2 separate regions of the Homo sapiens genome follow, and region 2 is linked to region 1. A link is a loop called in an ENCODE intact Hi-C map of the cell type or tissue named here. Cell type or tissue: heart left ventricle. All regions are shown on one strand. Links, peaks and the distances in the headings refer to the core of each region. The heading gives the core; the rest is flanking DNA.

Region 1 (10,830 bases), core at 1,663-9,662:
CACCTTGATTCTTCCCATCGCCCTCCTACTGGCTGGTCCTGTGCAGCTCACTCATTTCTCAGGAACAGCAGCAGACTCACTACTCTGAAGGAAAGAAAGCCCTTTGCTTTGGTCTGTTCCTAATGTACATATTATTAGAGACTTTTCCGACACCCTCCCCATTTTTTATTTCTTAACAGCTAATACGATAGCTGTGCTTTCATAATAAATTCAAAAGCTGCTCTCTATTTCTCACCAGTTTGAATTGTAGAAAAGAGTACAAAAGATTAGAGTACTTTAAAATAAATCTCAGCTAATTATACATACAACTGCATTCACTAAATGTGAATATTTTCAGGCTTTCTTTGCTACCAAGTGCCACCTGCTCATGATTTAAATGGGCACAAATTTAGTTCCATTAAACAAAATGCAGCAACTCTTCTCCTATAGCGCAAACTCCTTTAGGTCCTATTTTGAAACTGAGAAGCTAATTCCAGTGTTCTCTTGTTAGCTCTCGGTCCATGTCAACCACCCCACAAGGTTGTTTACTTGAATAGTTTGCAGCCTTGCTTTAAAAGTTCTAGTAGGCAAATAGGTTTGTTGATGATGAAGTGGTTTGTGTTTTATAAGAGTCCTTATGGTCTAGATGGCATTTGAACTTGTGGTTCCAGTGATTACCAGGACCCTGAATTGAAGAATACATGCTGTGGCCTTTTCAGCTCAGGAAACTTTTTACTTTCTATTGCCAAAAAAAAAAAAGACAAGAAATCCTTCCTCAAAATGTTATGTGTTCTTAGCCCATACAACTGTCTCCCCAGAAGTCACTGGACTCAAACCTCCACTTTGCTACTTGAACATATTAAGGTCATTTAAGGAGAATTCATTCATCTCCTATTAATCTGGAACATTCATGATCGCTGTAAGACCAAAGAGGACATTTTGGGGGGTAATAAGAAAGTTAAAGCTGCCTTCAAATCAAACGTGAATTATGAAACTCTTTTCCAAGAAGCTTCTATTAGTGGCCTCATCAGCTATGTTTCAAGAAAGGAAGTTGAAAAAAAATCCCACAACATGGAATGCGTATTTGCCATGCTCTTAGAAAAATGGTTTCCTTGCGAAGACTCCTTTGTCTCTACATACCTGGACCTGAAGACCTTGGTGTTGTTTTATAACCCTGGAAGCCTGGCTGTGATCATCTATTAAGGAAGGAGAAGGAAGCTGCTTATCTGTCCTGAAAGTCTTATTTCTACTCATCTTCTCGCCTCCTTCCACACCACCTCCCCACCTACACACACCCTTGCCCTAAATTCCTTTCCATTTTGTCCTTTCGAAAACTCCTCCCTCCCTTAGAAAAGCTAAAAATAATGGTAATACTTTCCAGTGATCCTCCCTTATTAGGATCTCAGATGCAAGCTGCAGGCAAGGAGGAAAGCCTGCATGGTCGCTGCTGCTCACATCTGCATGGTTACAAATCGTGGCTCACTCCAGCTCTCATCTTAGATGTTCATCCTCACTTGAATCCCAGTGCCATAACACGCCAACGCGCCTGGAAAACACCTGCTGTCTATAGGTTGCAAGCACCCCACAGCATCCCAGATGTAGGGTCATAGACTCAGAGAATTGAATACACACCCAAATCCTCTAGCTGTCATTAGGGGGAGTTTCACATGATTGTAGCTACACCCAGGATTTTAAGCCCCCAAAAGTTATTTAGGAAGGATTGCAGGCTCATTCTTGTGTTCTTAGGAGGGTCCCGACCTGCGGATAAAGACCTAGAGGAAGGGGGAGGCCTTGAGGCGGAGTCCCCCAAGCAGAGCCCCAACTTGTGTGTGATCCTGCGCCACAACTTGGCCAGCCGGCCTGGACAGCTGGCTCTGGTTACTGTGGGAACAATGCAAGGAAGGCCGTTGTCACATTCCTCTGAGGTCAAAGGCACAACCTTCGTCACACACTCAGTCCCTGCTGGCAAAGAGAAAGACGAGGAGCGTGGAATCGGAGACCTGGAGCATGCGAGGGACTTGAGAAATTCACCAACTCCCTTGTTTTACTGATTAGGAAACTGAGGTGCAGAGGAGAGCTATGACTTGCTCAGGATGGCACACCCAGGACTGGAATTTTCTCTTCATGGTCCAATACCCTGATGTTCCTCTCATCATCTCCAGTACTTCAGACTTGATAGTAAAAAAGGATTCTTGATAACATTATTATATTTTGTTATGTTTTCCCATGCTGCAATCGAGTCTTTAGGTTCGAAGTGACAACCCTGTTACTTTTGTTGCGAGACCCTTGAGTACTCCCAGGACAAATCTAGCCAACAAATAGCATCTTTAGTGACCCTATGGGAAGTCATTGGCTTCTAGCCCTAAACCCAGAGGTTAGAGTTAATTTTTAAGTGCTCGCCTTTAACTCAAGCATGAAGCTCTAAAAGCATCAAGTAGTAATGCTTGAAAACATCTAAATTCCTCTGAGCCCTAGGCATGCTTAAACTCTCTCTCTCTCTTTTTTTTTTTTTTTTTTTTTAGGAAAATAGCTGAAATGGTAGTGGTTAGAACACATGCAAACAGAATTACTGAATAAAATTGGTCACGTATCCCCTGGTTTAAGGCATATTTAGGAGTTCAATTCACATGTAATTGATCATTCTTTTTTCTCTTGGCATACTTTCCTGTAAGAGTCTTATGTGCCCTGCCTTTAGCATATGTGCAAGCCGATAAAGGATGTTCATTTAAAATTTTTACTATTTTAAAAATACACACAGAGGGGGAAAAGACTTGTCTTATCCCCAAATGAAAAGAATTAGAAATAATACTTTTGCCTGTAAACTTCTATCAGTTTTCCTGTCATGGGAAAGGGAACCATAAATTACTTTTTATAAGGAAAGTGGTGGTGCTAGGGCCACATGTCCCCTCCCGCACAGAATGAGAGGTGGTGGTGGCTGCGGGACGGTGGGAAGGAATGAGCGGGACCCAGGCCAGAGCTCAGCTCCCTGGGCTTTGCTTGTCTCGCATTTTGTAAACTCAAATGTCCCATCATTCCCAAAGGCCATTTGTGGACATGCTGTGATTTTATGCATCACCTTCTGGAAAGAATGTGTTCCGTTCCCTGTGAACTTATCCAGGTTGATACAGTAGTTCCCCCCACCCCCCATCTTCGGTGTCATTTTCTGCTGTTTCAATTACCCACAGTCAAGCGTGGTACAAAAACAGGTGAGTGCCATGCAATAAGATATTTTGAGAGAGAGAGAGAGACACCACATTCACATAACTTTTAGTACAGTATAATGTTATGATTGTTCTATTTTATTATTAGTTTTTGTTGTTAATCTCTTACTGTGACTTATTTATAAATTAAACTCTATCATGGGTGTATATGTATAGGAAAAAACATAGTAGATATACATAAAGGTACTATTCATGGTTTTAGGCGTCCACTGGGGTCTTGGAACAGATCCTCCATGGATGGGAGGACAACTGTCTTTTGAATGTGTCAGACACAATTGTGGCATTTCTTAGTGTCTTTTTCCTACTCGTTAGTTGTATTTGGCTGCTGCAAACACCTTGGGCTCCCAAGTAGTTGGGAATGTGGAAAGCTACATACTTTCCCTCTAGAGAGAGCCCCAGTGTGAAAAACTAAGATAGCCGTGTGTTTGCTGATCCTTGGGACGAGCCAGGGAAGGGCTCCGGGAGCACTGTGTGAATTAAGGCTGTCAAGACCAAAGTAACATAGGAGGGAGAAGATGAAAATGCAGCAGCACGTCTCTTAATGTGATCGTTTCTCTTTCCCCTTACTGAAGCATAGTGCTCTCTGCTATTTGAAGAGCGCAATTTAGATTTATATTAAGGAATGAATAAATAGGATGCGGTGATGAAATCTCATCTGGAGTGAATGCAGATTGTGGATGCTAATGACCGTGTGGCTGTGCAGAGAACCCATTGGAAGCCTGGGCGCTTCTCCCTCCTCTGTTCACCCACTAGGCACTCAAGAGCAACTCAGGCAGTGGGGAAAAGGTTATCTTTTTTTAATGTCTCTCAGTGTTGCATCTTGCCTTATAGCGCCTTAAAGCACTTGACAAGCCTTCAAGTAATTCTTGGTGGTGGCGTTTTCCCCCAGAAGGCCTTAAGAGATGGTTTTAATAGATACACCTATCAATTTATTCCCAACTTGAGCATTTTGCTGTCTTGCATCATTTGACATCACCAGAAAGTCCTTTGGTTACTTCTGTAGTTCACATTGTACTTTCTGTCCTTTGAGTTTTGGGTGCTCAGGGGCAAGATGTCAGAAATCCTGAGTTTTAGTTGTGCCACTGCGTAGCTTTGACCAAGTCACTTTACGTTAGCAGGATACAATTTCCGTGTTCATTAAATGAGGAGACTGGACTGAAAGCTCTTAGAGGCCTCCTCTAGCTCAGACGTTCTGTAACACTCAGGGCTTTCTGCCTCCTCTGATTTGGCGGTGTCAGGATACAGGTCCAAGTGCGGCACTGTGCCTTGCAAAATTGCTCTCTCTCCCTGGCCAGCTTTTCCACCACTGTGGAATGAAGTCTGCCGCCTGGAAGAATCCCAGATTTCTCAAAGGCGTCCAGTTCTAGGGAGCAGCGTGCAAAGCCCTTGAGCACACTTTGACTTCTTCTGCCCTGGCTGGTGATGAAAAACCAGGTCACCAGAGGTTGCCCTGTTTCCAGTGATCAGCCCTCGGGACTGAAAAAGGAACAAATACAGAAGAGCTCCAAAGAAAGAAACAGAAAGAGACGCTCAAGCTGGGAAGCTAAGAACAGGTCCCTCTGCTGGGGTGGAAGGAGAAAGAATCTTAATCCTCTGCCTTCCCCCATGGGTCAGAGTCGTAAATGGGTGAGACTTGAAGGTGTGGTTGGTCACCCTCTCTCAAAGTTTCAGGGCTGGGTCAGGTGTCCTAGTAGTGTTGCGTGGTGCAGTAGTGAGTCCCCAGCCTGCATTCTGCAAAGCCCCAGAGGCTCCCCATAAACTTTGAGGCTGTGGGCTGCCCTCAGCCTCTATTGACCGGGGCAGCGGGGCAGCTTCTCCTTCAGCTCTGTGATATTCTGAGGCTATGTAAAATAGTTTTCTTAGAAAGGTCCTGTGGTTAAAAAAAATTTTTTTTAAACCACTGGTTTAGTTACGATGAGCTCATATTCAAAGCAATATGACCTTAGACAAGTCATTTGATTTTCCCAAACCTCATTTTCCTTATTTCAAAACAAGTTTAGTCATATATTCTCAGCCTGTCTCCCACAGCAATTTAAGGATTAATTAGAGTCAGTTATTCATACCTTCACTCTATGAACACGGTATTGAACACCTTTCAGTAGAAGGCTCTGTTGGGAGAGGAACTCATAAGTAAATACATGAGACAGCCATTCCAAGCAGAGGGAAAAAGCATGTGCAAATATTTTGTAAACTGTAAAACACAACACAAACCTAACATTATGTAATATTGCTGTTCTTAACCAGGCAGTTTAATATAGTGACTCTAGAGCCTAACTCCTTGGCTTTGAATCCCAACTGCAGCCATTTATCAGTGTGACTTCAGGCACTTTACCTACCCTCTTGTGCCTCAGTACTCCAATCTGTACAATGGGAATAATAATAGAACTCATCTCACTGGGCTGTTGGGAGAGCTGAATCAGTTCCGGGCGCAGTGGCTCATGCCTGTAATCCCAGCACTCTGGGAGGCTGAGGTGGGTGGATCACCTGAGGTCAGGAGTTCGAGACCATCCTGGCCAACATGGTGAAACCCGTCTCTACTAAAAATATAAAAAATTAGCCAGGCGTGGTGGCACGCGCCTGTAGTCCCAGCTACTTGGGAGGCTGAGGCAGGGGAATCACTTGAACCCAGGAGGCGGAGGTTGCATTGAGCCGAGATCATGCTACTGCACTCCAGCCTGGTGACAGAACAAGATTCCGTCTCCAAAAATAATTATAATAATAATTAAGAGACTGACACAGAGTAAGCACTCTATAATGTTTATTATTGGTGATTTCACCAATGCACTGTGAAATTCTGTTTCTTGATTCTCAGCATTGCAGTCCCCTGTCATTGCACTTCCAGTTTTCTCTTCCCCAGAAGATGCATCCCGTGTTCGAGCGGAAAGGCAAGGGAAACATCATGTCAAGAAAAGAGTTCCGAACAGTACTCTGTTTCTGTGGCATGGATCCTCTTTCCTCTCCTTTTCTCCTTTTTTTGAGGTTGGATTGGCACTCCTCTCAGACTTAAACAAAGGCTTTGCTTTGCAGAGAGGATCTTTCTGCCTTCGGTGTGTCATCTGCCTCTAAGGGTGTAATTTGTTTCTGATGCATGCAGGGTGCCCCCTTGAGAAGGCTTTGTTGATGTTGTGCAGAGGTGTCCTGTATTGATCGGTGATAGAACTGTTCTATAGTGGGTGAATGAGGTAATTGTCATCAGGTTACTCTAGTCGGTGACCTTGAGGCTGATCCGATGACTAAGCCACAGAGGTGGATCCCTGGTTATAGAATGTCCTTGTTTAAAGGTAAATCGGTGTGAGAGTGACTAATAGTTTTAAAGAAATGATGGCAAGCAAATGGCATGCCCTTTGGTGAGAGACACAGTCTATATCAATAAGCTCTGAGGCCACCCATATCTGGGTGAGATATTGGGGCTGATTTTCAAGGGTTCCTTTATCTCTCTGCTCCTCTCTTATCTCTTTTCATTAGATTCCAATTCTCCATAACTTCCATGACCGTGTATAATACAGTCACTGCCATGACTGTGTATAATATCGTCAGTGTGAAGTTCAGAGCAAAATACATAGGCCTCTGAGCTAGTTGGCTGGGTTTCTTTTTTCTTTTTTAAAAAATTCAGCAGTGGGGTGGGACAGAGCTGAAGATGAAAAGATGCTTGATACAAGAGAAGAGAGAAAGCAAGCGTCATGATAAAATCTGCATGCAAAAAAACCCTTGTTATAAAATGAAAAGTGGAATGAATCATTAGCTATACATTTAAGCTGGATCAACACATTAGCCCTGTGATTAAGAGTTTCTAAAACCTACCTGCCAGCATCCCTGCTGTTGCTGAACTGGTCCTTTCTGCATGGGAATGGGTAGAAGTCTAAATGAACAGACTTAGAGTGGGTTGGCAGGTGAAGGATAGTGGGGGTAAGTAGTGAGGAGAGGATAGGTTAGAATAGTTATTTTGGGCTGGGCGCAGTGACTCATGCCTGTAATCCCAGCACTTTGGGAGGCCGAGGCAGGTGGATCACCTGAGGTCAGGAGTTCGAGACCATCCTGGACAACATGGTGAAACCCTGTCTCTACTGAAAAAACAAGAATTAGCCAGGTGTGGTGGCTCATGCCTGTAGTCCCAGCTACTTGGGAGGCTGAGGCGAGAGGATTGCTTGAACCTGGGAGGCGTAGGTTGCAGTGAGCCGAGATAGTGCCATTGCACTCCATCCTGGGTGACAGAGCGAGACTATCTCAATCGCAAGGACAAAAAACCAAACACCCCATGTTCTCACTCATAGGTGGGAATTGAACAATGAGAACACATGGACACAGGAAGGGGAACATCACACACCGGGGCCTGTTGTGGGGTGGGGGGAGGGGGGAAGGATAGCATTAGGAGATATACCTAATGTTAAATGACAAGTTAATGGGTGCAGCACGCCAACCTGGCACATCTATACATATGTAACAAACCTGCATGTTGTGCACATGTACCCTAAAACTTAAAGTATAATTAAAAACAAAAAAAAGATTAAAAAAATAAAAAGAACAATTATTTTGGAATCATTGAATAACAGTCAGCTCTTTGTATGTTGGTCAATAAAAGCAAACACCTATAATACTGCTCTAAGTGCTTTGTGCTATATTAACCCTTTAATCCTCACAACTTTTGTTATGTAAATTTTATATCTGAAAACAGTGAGGTTAAGTGATTTGCCCAAGGTCATTTAAACCCAGATATTGGCTCTGCCCCGGTGCCCTTAACACTTATAGCCTCTCACTGTCCTGGGTGGTGAAGGTCTTGAGGGCAAAGAGAGAAAGGAAATTCCTATTTTCAGTGGACATATTTCTTGTGCCGGTGGAAGGAATTTAATTATTACAAGGGGTTTCATCAAGTGCACTAATCTGGGAAGTTGCCAGCAAGCTGACCTGGGTTTAAGTGATTCTCCTGCTTTGACCTCCCAAGTAGCTGAGATTACAGGCATCTGCCACCATGCCTGGCTAATTTTTGTATTTTTAGTAGAGATGGGGTATCACCATGATGGCCAGGCTGGTCTCAAACTCCTGACCTCAGGTGATCCGCCCACCTTGGCCTCCCAAAGTGCTGGTATTACAGGTGTGAGCCACCGCACCTGGCCAAGACACCTTTTTTAGCTTCCAAATCGAAGTCTGTTTTTGCCTGTATCATGGTTGTATTTCAGTTAGAACATCATTTCTTTTTTTTTTTCTTTTTTTCTTTTTTTCTTTTTTTTGAGACAGAGTTTCACTCTTGTTGCCCAGACTGGAGTGCAGTGGTGCAGTCTCGGCTCACTGCAACCTCTACCTCCTGGGTTCAAGCGATTCTCCTGCCCCAGCCTGCCGACTAGCAGGGATTACAGGCACCTGCCACCACGTCCAGCTAATTTTGCGTCTTTTTAGTAGTGACAGTGTTTCACTGTGCTGACCAAGCCCATCTTGAACTCTTGACCTCAGGTGATCCATCTGCCCCAGCCTCCCAAAGTGCTGGGATTACATGCGTGAGCCACCGCGCCCGGCCAGAACATCCCAATACATAGGCAGCCACTTATGCACTAGAGTCCTTCTCGGAGGGTGAGCAGAGTTGGCTCTCCCTGTCGGTGGCATCACGTTGGCAGAATACACACACTTTTATCCTGTGGCGGTTGGCGAGGCCATTGATTTGCTGCGTAGAATAGCAAGGAAATACTCTAGACAGGTTTAACATTTGTTATTGCTAATGAATTTGTCAAGCATCGGAATTCAGGGACGGTTGATGCACACTTAAAATGCTCTGAAATAGATTTTACCTTTTATAAAAGATAATAATAATCTCATGTTTGAATCACAAGAGGTACGTTTTCCTTAAATCTTTTAATTAACTCCTATTTCAAGAAAAACCTCTTATCAAAAAAAAAAAAAAGATTTTACATTTCCTAAGGCCAAGTAAGAGTTGAAGGTAGAATGAGTAAATAACCAAGTTTATGGAAATTGTAAAATAAATACATGTGTTATAAATGTGCTATTTAATGAAAATGTGTATTGACTAGAGCAATAATGATGTATCTTTGACCATGATAAGTACCAGTGCTGAAATCCATCCAAGCCACAAAAATGATTGGAGGGTCCATGTGGAATATAAAGCTCTGCAGAGTCTAGAGCTCATATCCTATATGGCTTTTTGCTAATTAATAAACATTGGCCTTTTGTCTATTATTTAATAGCCTAATTGCATTGCACATTGCAGTAGCACATTGCAATAGCACATTGGCAAAAGTGCTGCCTTTCACTGCTAAGGGGGGCAGTTTTCTGTAAAAGAGGTTAAAAGGAGAAATCAGAAGCCTAATTTTTGTTAAATGAGATGTCCCCCAAAAGTCAGATACATGCATATTTGGGCTAAATAAATCTTTCCTGGGAAACTCTTCTATGACTGGGCAGAGTTGTTCACGAGAGACTTTCCCCCCAACATTTTATTAGGAAAAATTGCAAACATACAAGTAAATTGTAAGAATTGTACAGTGAACACCCATAAACTTGCCACCTAGATTTTGCAAATAATATTTTGCTATATTTGCTTTGTCAGGTATCAAGCCATCTGTCCATCCTGCAGTCCATCATGTTTTAGTTGATGCCCTTCAAGACTAGTTATTGTGTATCATTACTCAATCAAAATAAAATATTGGCTTTAGTTCTTGCTTTTAGGTAAATTTTATTTTATTTTATTATTACTATTATTATTATTATTGTTGAGACAGGGTCTCACTCTGTCGCCCAGGTTGGAGTGCAGTGGTACGATCTCAGCTCACTGCAGACTGGACCTTCGGGGCTTAAGCAATCCTCCCATCTTAGCCCCCTGAGTAGCTGGGACTACAGGCATAGGCTACCACATCCAGCTAATTTGGTTTTTGGTTTTTGGTTTTTTTTTGGTAGAGTCAGGGTTTTGCCAGGCTGGTGTCAAACTTCTGGGCTCAAGTGATCCACCCTCTTTGGCCCCACAAAGTGCTGGGATTACAGGCGTGAGCCAACCATGCCTGGCCAGAAAAACCCAAATTGAGGGACAGTCCACAAAATGATTAGTCTGTACTCCTTAAAATTGGCAGATTGTCACTTTTATCACATCATATGTGACCTATCATGGGCTGTTGATCTTGATGACCTCAGCCGAGGTTGTGTCAGGGTTTGTCAACTTTAAAGTTACTCTTTGTACACAGACACACTCACACACACCCTTTTCCATACTGTACTACTCGTTGGAAGGAAGTCACTGTGCACAGCCCACACTTAAGGGGTGGGCAGTTACGCTCTACCTTTACAAGGGCAGAACATCTGCATGAATTATTTAGAACTCCTTTGCTCAAGAGATGCGTGTTTTCTTCCTCTTTTAAAATTTATTTATATCAATATGAACTCATGGGTGTTTATTTTATTCTTTAGGTTCTAATCCAGTACTATGTTGTTTATTTTGTTGCTCTGGTTGTTTTAGTTCTGGCCATTGGCAGCTCTTTGAGAAATATTAGGAATATTGTCTCTTGTCCCCCTTTTATATGCCCCCATCACTGTGGGGTATTGATTTATCTATTTAGCATTTTCCCACTTTCTGATACTACAAGATGCTCCATGCTCATCTTGGATATTCCCTGTCACAGTACTAGAATCAGCCATT
Region 2 (10,830 bases), core at 1,152-9,151, 130 kb before region 1:
GGAGACATGTATGATGATGTGTATGTTCCTTCCCCATAACCCTGTCCGCTTCTCCTTTGGCAGTGTCTTGCATCACAATTTTATTTTATTTTTATTTATTTATTTATTTTTTGAGAAAGAGTCTCACTCCGTCACCCAGGCTGGAGTGCAGTGGTGCAATCTTGGCTCACTGCAGCCTCCACCTCCCAGGTTCAAGTGATTCTCCTGCCTCAGCCTCCCGAGTCGCTGGGACTACAGGTATGCACCACAATGCCTGGCTAATTTTTTTTATATATTTTTTTTAGTAGAGATGGGGCTTCACCATGTCAGTCAGACTGGTCTTGAACTCCTGACCTCAAATGATCCGCCAGCCTCAGCCTCCCAAAGTGCTGGGATTACAGGCGTGAGCCACCGCACCTGGCCTCCAATTTTAAATATATGTAGGCTCCATCTCCACCTCTCCCTGAAAAAACTTTCCCTGCTCCTTTCGCCTTCATGTGTGCCATAAGTTGACTGCCATCAGGCCAATATCATTACATATAAATTCCCTCCACCCTTCGTTTTAATTTTAAAATATCTGAAAGGGGGAAAGGGAGAAGATTCCCTAATGAGTATGTTGTGTGATTCAGGACCTTGGCTCTTAGATCCTCAGTCATGTGATATTTTCAGATTTTATGGGACTATGGTGCAATTGAAGAAAGGCTTTTGACAGAAAATGTGAAATGATGAAGTCTTAGCACGGACTCATACGGCAGTATTTGATTGCGGGTTAATCTCCAAACGTTGAAATAAAGTGGATCTGTTAAAAAGCCATTGGTTACTTTCAGTTGCCAGGGGTGTGTATGCTCACATTCCTGGAAGCACATTCTATAAAGTCACCAATCTACAACACAGACACCCACCTCCCCCTAGACTTCAGAGAGCTCTGCTGGGCTGCAGCTTTCTACCAAAAGAGTTGTGTGCCTCTGAATTTCACATCCAACCTTGGAAGCTGCAGTCTGTTTAAGATTTCAGAAAGAATGGGGGCTATGTTTCCAGTTTACTGCTTTGTTATTTTGAAATTGAAAGTCTGAGCAGAATTCAGAACTACACAAAACAGGATCTTTTCACATGTTTGTTTAAGTCATGTTCTTGGCAAAAACTTGCTGAGGAAATGATCTGTTTCTCTAGGAGCATTGATTTCTTACTCCAGTACAGTGGCCATTTCCCAGGATCTCATTCCAAACCATCTGTTTTGCCATCAGAGCCAGCCTTTCAGTGAATGATCTCTTTGGTCTACACTGTGCTAAACCTTCTGATTGAAAGGATTTTTATTAATGAAATCTAGGTAATAAAGTTGCAGTGAACTTTAGGAAGTTCTCTGTAGGCAGGGCGTGGTGGCTCAAGCCTATAATCCCAGCATTTTCGGAGGCCAAGGTGGGCAGATCATGAGGTGAGGAGTTTGAGACCAGCCTAGCTAATACAGTGAAACCCCGTCTCTACTAAAAATACAAAAAAAAAAAAAATTAGCTGGGCGTGGTGGTGGGCGCCTGTAATCCCAGCTACTTGGGAGGCTGAGGCAGGAGAATCGCTTGAACCCATGAGGCGGAGCTTGCAGTGTTGCAGTGAGCCGAGATCACACCACTGCACTCCAGCCTGGCAACAGAGCGAGACTCCGTCTCAAAAAAAAAAAAAAAAAAAAAAAAGAAAGTTCTCTGTAACAGTCAAATAGCAAGTGCTGACCTCTGTCGCCTCTGTAGCAGCAGTATGGATGAATTGTGAGCTTGTTGGCTAGGTTGGGCTGCGGGTCATTGTGGAAAAGCCATGTTTCCCTTGCCTGTGGCTGGGAATAAGTATAGTGGGGCCATTTTAAAAAAAAGTCCTGTGGTTGAATTCTGAGTTTGAGCTGTTTTAAAATGTCAAACAGACTGAATCCTTGGGAGACTCATTTGAATGAGACCAGCAGCAATGTAAGAATATATATATATATAAAACACGTTAGAGCATTTCCATGTATGGGAGGGAACTGATGGAGAGAACACAGACCACCACATTAACTGCCACATGCTGTCAACCAGTGGATCTCAACTGGGGACCATTTTGCCCTCTCAGGACATTTGGCAATGTTTGGAGACACTTTTTGATCGTCCCAAATGGGAAAACAAGGTAGCAATACTGGCATCTAGTGAGTAGAGGCCAGAAATGCTGCTGAACATCCTGCAATGGGGCTGGGGGCATTGGCTCACACCTGTAATCCCAGCACTTTAGGAGGTCGAGGCAGGAGGATCGCCTGAGCTCAGGAGTTTGAGGCTGCAGTGAGCTGTGATGGCGTCACTACACTCCAGCCTGGGCAGCAGAGTCAGGGGTCTCTTGAATGAATGAATGAATGAATGATTTTTAAAAATCAATCAATCAATCAATATCATATCCTACAATGCACCAAACAGTCCTCTGCCTCAACCAAGGATCATCTGGCCCAAAATGTTAATAGTGCTGGAGTTGAGAAACCCTGCCTTAGACCCTTTCCTTCTCATAGTTTCCAAGCTGATAAATCAGCCTGCCTTGACAAAGGTGAGGAGGTAAGCTGCAGGCGTGAGTGGGAAGAGCAGGATAAGGAAGGAAACGGAGAAAAGAGGTAGCAGCATTGCATGAAAATAAACTACCCGGGCCATATCCCATTTGTGCCAAATTAATATTTGGGATTCTGTCTTTATGTGTTTGGTAAAGCCGGAAAGTATGTGGGTGGCTGGCTGGGCCATGGCCTTTGTGTTAGAGGTGACCTGAGTTTCTTCAAAGCACCTGTGTTAGTTTTTCATTGCTGCTGTAACAACTTATCAGGAACTTTGTGGCTTAAAGCAACTGTTTTTATCTGACAGTTCTGCAGGTCAGAAATCCAATACAGGTCTCACCAGGCTGAAATCAAAGTGTCAGCCAGGCTCATTCTCTGTAGGGACTCTAGAGAATAATTCATATCCTTGCCTTTTCCGTTTTCTTTCTTTTCTTTTCTTTTTTTTTTTTTTTTGGCGGGGGGGAACGGAGTCTCATTCTGTCGCCCAGGCTGGAGTGCAGTGGCACATATTGGCTCAGTGCCACCTCCGTCTCCAAGGTTCAAGCAATTCTCCTGCCTCAGCCTCCCAAGTAGCTGGGAGTAGCCCAGCACCATACCCAACTAAATTTTATATTTTTACTAGAGTGGGGTTTCTCCATGTTGGCCAGGCTGGTCTCGAACTCTCGACCTCAGGCGATCCACCCGCCTCGGCCTCCCAGAGTGCTGGGATCACAGGCATGAACCATCGTGCCTGGCCCACCTTTTTCCATTGTCTAGATGCCATTGTATTTCTTGGCTCCTGGCCCCTTCCCCTATCTTCAAAGCCATCAATGTTGCATCTCTCTGTGCTGTGTTTCCATAGTTGAATCTTCCTCTGACACTTCTTCCTCCTTCTCAGACTTTTAAACTTCCTTGCGATTACATTGGACCCACCTGTATCATCTCCCCATCTCCAGATCCTTAATGTCATCACATCTGTGAAATCGCTTTTACCACGAATTCACAGACTGATTCTGGGGATTAGGACGTGGGTATGTTTGAAGGTCCCTTGTTGTGCCTACCACAGACTCCAAGGCATTTACTAGAGCCACATTTTGCTGACTTGAGCTAGATGTAGCAAAAGAAGTGTTATAAAAATGGGTTTTTAAAAAAGCCTTTTTTTTTCCTGTGGTATAATTTTAGTGTTTAGAAGTAATTTTTCTTTTAATGCAGTATGACACAGAAAACATTTGGAGGATGTTGAAAAGTAATTGTTTAAATTGGCAAAGACACATTTCAGTAAGGGAGTAAACAAGAGGGAAACGTGTTGGGGGGAAAGGTGTGGGGAGGAAACTCTAGACCAGAGGCCCTAGGACTTGAATATACAACTTAGTCCTGTTGAAAATTCAGATTCCTGGGCCTTAAAGTATGTTAAATAGGTCAGGGGTGGGGCCCAGGAGTTGTACTTTTAACGAGCACCCTCCTGTGATTCATTTAACATAAAAGGTCCTTGGCTCACACTTGGAGAAACACTGCTGTAGAAACTCAAATACCTATTTTAAAACAAAGGTACATTTTAATCATTTAGTTTAAAATGAAATCATTGCATAATACTGATGTTAGAGGTTAGAATAAACATGTACTTAAGTTCTTGATATTCTTGTCATTTCAGTTACATGTCAGGGAATGTGATTTGTGTTTTGACGTATTCAAATCCTTGTCATATTCAACCATATTCGTATTCAAAATATATAATGATTTTGACCCTTGATTGTTCGAATTAAGACTGTCATCTTTTCTGTGTGATTAACTCTTGTGTTGATATAAATATGCCTTTGGCTTACTAATGTTCAGTAAGAACTAATGACTCTTGGGAATGTTAATAGACTCTGTGAGTCCCTTTTTAATCATTTGTAACCAGGCTGTCATTCCATGTTTGTTTGGAAGCTTAGAGATAACATTTATGAACTTTGTGACACATAGTAGTTGCTCAATAAATGTTAACTGTAGAAACACATTGATTAGTTTCACTTCAGAAATAGACACTTAGAGTTCAAAATTCCCATCTGCCTAGCTCCTGAGGCCCACTTTCTTACCAGAATCTTTCCTGATACCCTCTCCTGCATAAAATGGTTCCTCTTTTGAGACTTTGTAGCTCTTTTGTACTTCTCTTATTCTGTTACGTTACTGCAAAAAAAAAAAAAAAGAAAGAAAAGAAAAGTGCCAATTGTGTACATGCTTTCCTCCCTGCTGGAATGTAAACTTTGTAAAGGCATGATCCATAGCAGATACTTCTTATTACAAACTACCTGGCAGAATTTCTTTCTAAAGAACCTACTCAGTAAGCCTGTTGGTGAACTGAGCAACATTTGGACAATTATGGCATCATCTTACAATTTTTCAGCTATTGGTTTTCACTTGTTTAGAAATGTAAAACTTTGCAAGGACTTTTATAAAAGCAAATTTCAGAATAGTTATTCACTAAGCTTTTTTATGCTAATGATGTCATGCTATCAAAAATTAGCTAGAGTAAATGGACTGTAATGAGGATGGTTTGTAATCTAGATTATATGTTCCACATGTAACATCGAAATGAAATATAAAATTGAGTTGTTGGCATGTGGTTGTGGTGAGCAGAAGCAGTTATTATACATTACTTGGTAAAATTCATATTCATATCTTGTCAGTTTACAGTGAGCCAGAGATTAAAAATAACATTTGTTTCTGTTTTAGTAACTGCTTAAAAATATCCAAAATCATTTTATTTTCTTTAGCCTGACTTCTAGTAGTGTTTTGAATATGTGGCCTTTCAAGCAGTAATGAAATGCATCAATGCGACTTGGCAGTGCCTCACAGGACATGCTTCTAGGATCATTTTTAATGATTAAAAGTCAAATTGAGTTCTAAAAAACTGACCCAAAATATAGATGAGCCAAGTAAAAACGGAAGGAAATCTGAATAAAATCTTGGTTCTTGGTCCTCTGCATGTATCCTCCACATCTGTTTTCTCCAGATCTCTTTTTTCTTGCTTGTTGATAGCACAGAGGAAGATCGCAGAGAGTAATGTACTGTATATGTTTCACATCCCCCTTCCTCTTTAGTGATAGTTTGGAGAGTATACTGCAGTCACCATGGTTTTCAGTTTGGAGAGTACAAGGATCAGATCTGTATTTTCTAGAGCCAGCTTTTGTGGCATTCTGGAGAGGTGATTGGAGAACCATGAGAGCAGGCAGACATCTGGGTGAGAGGGCACGAGGGGTGAGTGACGGCAGAGCCAGACTTGCTGGAGAGGCAGAAAGGGAAGGATTCAAGTAGCATAACCAGGAAATAGAATTGATAGGATTTGGTCCCTGCTGACCTGTGGAATAAGGGGGAAGGCAGAGGAGTTGATTCTAGTATTTCTAAGTTGGGCCACTTAGTGATATTGGGGTACCAGGAACAGGCTTAGTGGACCCACAGAAGTGACCAGACCCAGGAGTCTCTCTGAGCGCCCACCCTGGCTTCTCTGTGTTGGCTTACCCTTTCTTGGTTGGGGGTCATGGGGTGGTCAGCTTCAGTGGTGTGGTCTGAGGTGACAGGTGCTCAGGAGTGAGGACAGGGAGTAGACATCACCAATGTGAATGTGGAGGTAGGCAACAAGAGTTATTCTAGAACTGACAAATTTAATATATTTTGCTGACTGCTGAGTTCCATTTGGACAAATACCTAATGCATTTGGGGCTTAAAACCTAGATGACGGGTTGAAGGGTACAACAAACCACCGTGATACATGTATACTTATGTAACAAACCTGCACGTTCTGCACATTTGTCCCAGAACTTAAAGTAAAAAAAAAAAAAAAAAAAAAAGATTGTTCAGTTCAGTTCAGAGAGCAATAGGAGCAGTTTGCTATTCACCAAATAGGGACATCAATTCTTTACTGATTAATAGCAGTGATTCAGAAAACTGCCTTTTGTAGTAGAGCACACCAAGGGGGTCTGCCGGATGGAAAAAGAGAACAGTGCTTTGTGAACTATAATTGTTGCCATAAGTAAATACTTAAAATACACTAAAATGGCAACATCAGGAAACATGACTAAGGAGTCAGTGTACGCCACGCCCTTTCCCCCACCTTTGTGGTTGTTGAAAATTTCCACCAAGAGTGATGTATACAAAAAAGGGTAAGATCAGGGTGTTAGGTTTCAGAGGAAGGCAAAAACTTGTGTGATTCTATAAATGGAGCTTACAAATGGAAATGCACCATTCAAGGCAGAAAGTCTATCACAGTCATTAGGAATAAGCATTAGAGTGATTCTCCTTTCTTAACTTCTGCACAGAAGTTTGATGTGGTAAAGAAACAGTCTGCTCTTAGCCATGTTCCTTGAAAATACATGTCTTCAATTACTTGGTTTGTCTGAGAGAAAGGAGGGTTTGGAGGAGAAGGAAATGCCTCGTGAGTTTGACATACTATGGGAGGATTGTTGTTATTATTGCTTGATTTACATGCTCTCATTTTATACAAAGTGTACAGCACAATTTCTCAAAGAGTAATTATGATGCCAAGAAAATGGGGTGGATTCTGGGCTTCCTGCAGTCTGTCATCCAAATAATAATATTCATTACAAAGATCCTTACCCAGGAGGCCAAGGTGGGAGGATTGCTTGAGGCCAGGAGTTCAAGACCAGACTGGGCAACATAGACCCCTATCTCAAAATAAAATAAAGTAAATAAAATAAAATAAAATAAAAAATAAAATAAAATAATAAAAGCTCCATACCAGTTTGTGGCATTCCTACTGAAAACAGAGGTATACGAAATGCTTGAACAGGGCATGGAACTGGAGGTATGGATGTCATTAAGAATGGCTGAGAATTTTTTGCCAAGAGTTAGTATACTATCCTACTTTATTCTATTTCAGTTTGCAGTAGGACAGACCTAATTCTCTTCCCTGAGAAAGTCACAAATAAACTAGCATGGAGCTTCTCAGTGGGCACCCTTGGCTGAACTCTATAGACTCCTGTTCTCTTTAATAATATCTAAAGCTTCTGGTTCAATTACATGGCTAATATCTTGACTCTCAAGACCAAAAGGCAAGATGTTTAAAAATAAAATCAACGTTAAAAACATGCCTGTGTTCCATGGACACAGGAAGGGGAACATCACACACTGGGGCCTGTTGTGGGGTTGGGGGAGGGGGGAGGGATAGCATTAGGAGATATACCTAATGCTAAATGACGAGTTAATGGTTGCAGCACACCAACATGGCACATGTGTACATATGTAACAAACCTGCACATTGTGCACATGTACCCTAAAACTTTAGTAATAAAAACAAAAAAATAAGAAAACAAAAACAAAAAAAACATGCCAGTGTTCTTTAGTCCTCACTCAATTAGAGAAAAATGAGAGCAAGCATGATATTTTGTATCTGGCACTATGTGCACTGCCTTGAGAGATTTCTCTAGAAGGTTTTAAGAACATCTGTCATCTATTAATAGTTACGAAAGCCGAGACTCACACAAATGAGGCAACATTACAGGGGGTCAGAGAGCACATAGGTAAGCCCACCTTGATGGGAGTCCTGGCCCGAGGCACTTTGGGGAAAGAGTGAGCTGCAGTGGTTATAGAAAGACAAATGTCTTGAGCCGGGCATTGAAAAATGACTAAGAATAATCTAGAAAGTGTTCAGTATGTTTTTAACGATTGTGGGTTAGCAGAAGGAAAGCCATCTGAGGTGAGAGAAATAATAAGCAAAGGGGACAGAGGTGGATGGTGAATCAACTGACCCAAGGGAGTTAAGCGTTTAGAAAGCACTTCAAAAGGATAACACTACATAGCTCCTTGCCTTACTGTGGTGCCTTAGAGATGACTGGCATTTTTGCAGAGCTTGTTTCATAAATGTGCTTTCAGAGGAATAAACAGGGGATTCGGGCTGGGCTGAGGATACCTTGAATTTTGTTTACAGACCATCATTTTGTTTACAGAACATCAGTGCTCTATCCTCATGTCCTTCTAAGAATCAAAAGTTTTAACCTCACAGAATCCAGCGTGTGGCTTGTGAGTGAGACTCCTTTTTCCATGTGATAACCGGTCTGCTTTGGGGAGGCAAAAGAATCTTACCGACACGTACATATTTTAGGATGGGCTCTGAGCCAATTCATCAAGCCAACTCCTCACTTTGAAACAAGAAAGTGAAGAGGATGTTTCATGATTGTGGAATACCTGCCAGAGGAAGAATCTACCGAAGTTCAGTCAACTATTAATTGGAAAGGAGGCAGCAGACTGAGGAGATAGAGAATCTTTGCTCTCAGGTGGATGGAGGTTGGAGTCCTCAATCTGTCACTTGTGGGTACATTATGTAGCTCCTTCACCTCCATTTCTTTATTTATTAGAAGGCGGGTAATAAAAGTGTCCACTGCCTAGGATGGTTCTAGGGCTTAGAGGAGATAATGAAACTCAAGGGCTTAACATGTGAATGTTAGCTATTATCATTGCATGTGTCCATTAACACCCAAAGATAACCAGTGTTGTTTAGTAGTTCTTTGCGTATTTTCTTTCTAAATAGATAATGATTTATAATTTACCTAGTTACTTCATGAATTGATTTCATGAAAAAGGTCTTTCTGAATCTCTTTCCATGTACTTTAAAAGTTTATTCCTTTAGTTAAAAGAAATTTTAACTAGATTCTTAAAGCCTAGATTGGAAGAAAGTGTTTGCTAAAAAAAAAGTCATGGCTGGGTGCAGTGGCTCACACCTGTAATGCCAGCACTTTGGGAGACCGAGGCGAACGGATCACAAAGTCAGGAGAGCAAGACCATCCTGGCCAACATGGTGAAACTCCGTCTCTACTATAAATGCAAAAAGTAACTGAGTGTGGTGGCATGTGCCAGTAATCCCAGCTACTCGGGAGGCTGAGGCAGGAGAATCACTGGAACCAGGGAGTCAGAGGTTGCAGTGAGCTGAGATCACAGTACTACACTCCAGCCTGGTGACACAGCTAGACTCCAAAAAAAAAGAAAGAAAGAAAAGAAAAGTCATGTATATATCCAGAAGAAAGGAAATCAGTATATTGAAGAGATACCTGCACTCCCATGTTTGTTGCAGCTATTCATTATAGCCAAGATATGGAATCAATCTAAGTCTCCATCAATGAAGGAATGGATAAAGAAAATAAGGTACATATACACAGTGGAATATTATTCAGCCATACAAAAGAATGAAATTCTGTCATTTGTAACAACATGGCTGGAACTGGAAGACGTTATGTTAAGTAAAATAAGCCAGGCACAGAAAGACAAATATCACATATTCTCACTCATATGAGGGAGCTAAGAAACATGACGTCATGGAGACAGAGAGTAGAATGATGGTTAGCAGAGGATGGAAAGGGTAGTGAGGAGGGAGGAATAAAGAGAGGTTGGTTAGTGGCTATAAAAATATAGTTAGATAGTAGGAATAAGAGCTAGTGTTCAGTAGCACAATAGGGCAACAATAGTTAACAATAACTTATTGTATATTTCAAAATAACTAGAGGAATGAATTTGGAATGTCCCTAACAAAAAGAAATGAAGTGATGGGTATCCCAAATACCTTGATTTGACCATTACACATTGTGTGCTTGTATCAAAAAATCACATGTACCCAATAAATATGCACAACGATCATGTACCCATAAAAATAAAACAAAATTAAAAATGCACACTTCTCACAGTTTCTTGCCTAGTAGAATCCAAGTAAATACAGTTTTCCGCCCACAGATAACTCTTCCCTCTGGTGCCCTCATGGTTTATCTCATGTTCTTGACCACATGGGTTAATGGTCTTTGTTAGGTTGTACTCAGTGATCCCCAAGAGGACAAATGGTGGGAATTATGGAAATTGAGGCCAGAAGGAAACCTAGAGTTCTGTGCTTTTACTTCCAGTAGGGATCTGTGGGGTTTAGAATGTCTGCCTGGTCAGCAGTTCTCACTTTGGGAACCCCCCCACCCCCACCCAAGACCTTTTCTGGAGGGACATCTGTAAGATCAAGATTATTTTTATGGTAATACTAAGACATTATTTACCTATTCCATTCCCATTCTCTTCCATGTGTACAGCGGAGTTTTTCAGAGGCTATATGATGTGTGATGATATTGTGTAATGAAATGTGTCAACTTTTGGAAGATTTGCATAATTCACTGAACTAATATAATTTTCCAAATGACCAGGGTATGATGTTACAAAATCATGCATAGCTAAAGATCCATCCAAAGTTCAAGATAGACTAATGAATTTTAATATAAAAGAATACTTAGAGTTTATTTCTATGCTTCAGATTCCATGGTGCTGCTCCCCTTTAAGAAACTACCACTTATTGAGTTTTGGTA

The links. Peaks named below come from ENCODE experiments on the same cell type or tissue, not always from the same donor. Only the 100,000 strongest peaks of a DNase experiment are listed, where the experiment ranks them.
Region 2: a loop joins it to region 1, with 2.3 times the contacts of the local background. A loop is called at or near these places in 2 of 110 quality-filtered maps.

Annotation. Positions count from the first base shown.
Region 1 is chr6:16,535,302-16,546,131 of GRCh38, reverse strand. The region is part of intron 4 of ATXN1 (ataxin 1); the gene reads left to right. Among named protein-coding and RNA genes, the nearest start is that of ATXN1-AS1, 220 kb to the left of the region's middle. In heart left ventricle, for the core only: a CTCF peak has its summit at 4,775; a DNase peak (open chromatin) is centred at 1,861; H3K4me3 peaks cover 589 bases; H3K27ac peaks cover 1,800 bases.
Region 2 is chr6:16,665,171-16,676,000 of GRCh38, reverse strand. The region is part of intron 2 of ATXN1 (ataxin 1); the gene reads left to right. Among named protein-coding and RNA genes, the nearest start is that of ATXN1-AS1, 91 kb to the left of the region's middle. RefSeq lists an enhancer at 3,190-3,691 and a silencer at 5,226-5,305. In heart left ventricle, for the core only: no CTCF peak of the experiment used is centred there; a DNase peak (open chromatin) is centred at 5,740; H3K27ac peaks cover 587 bases.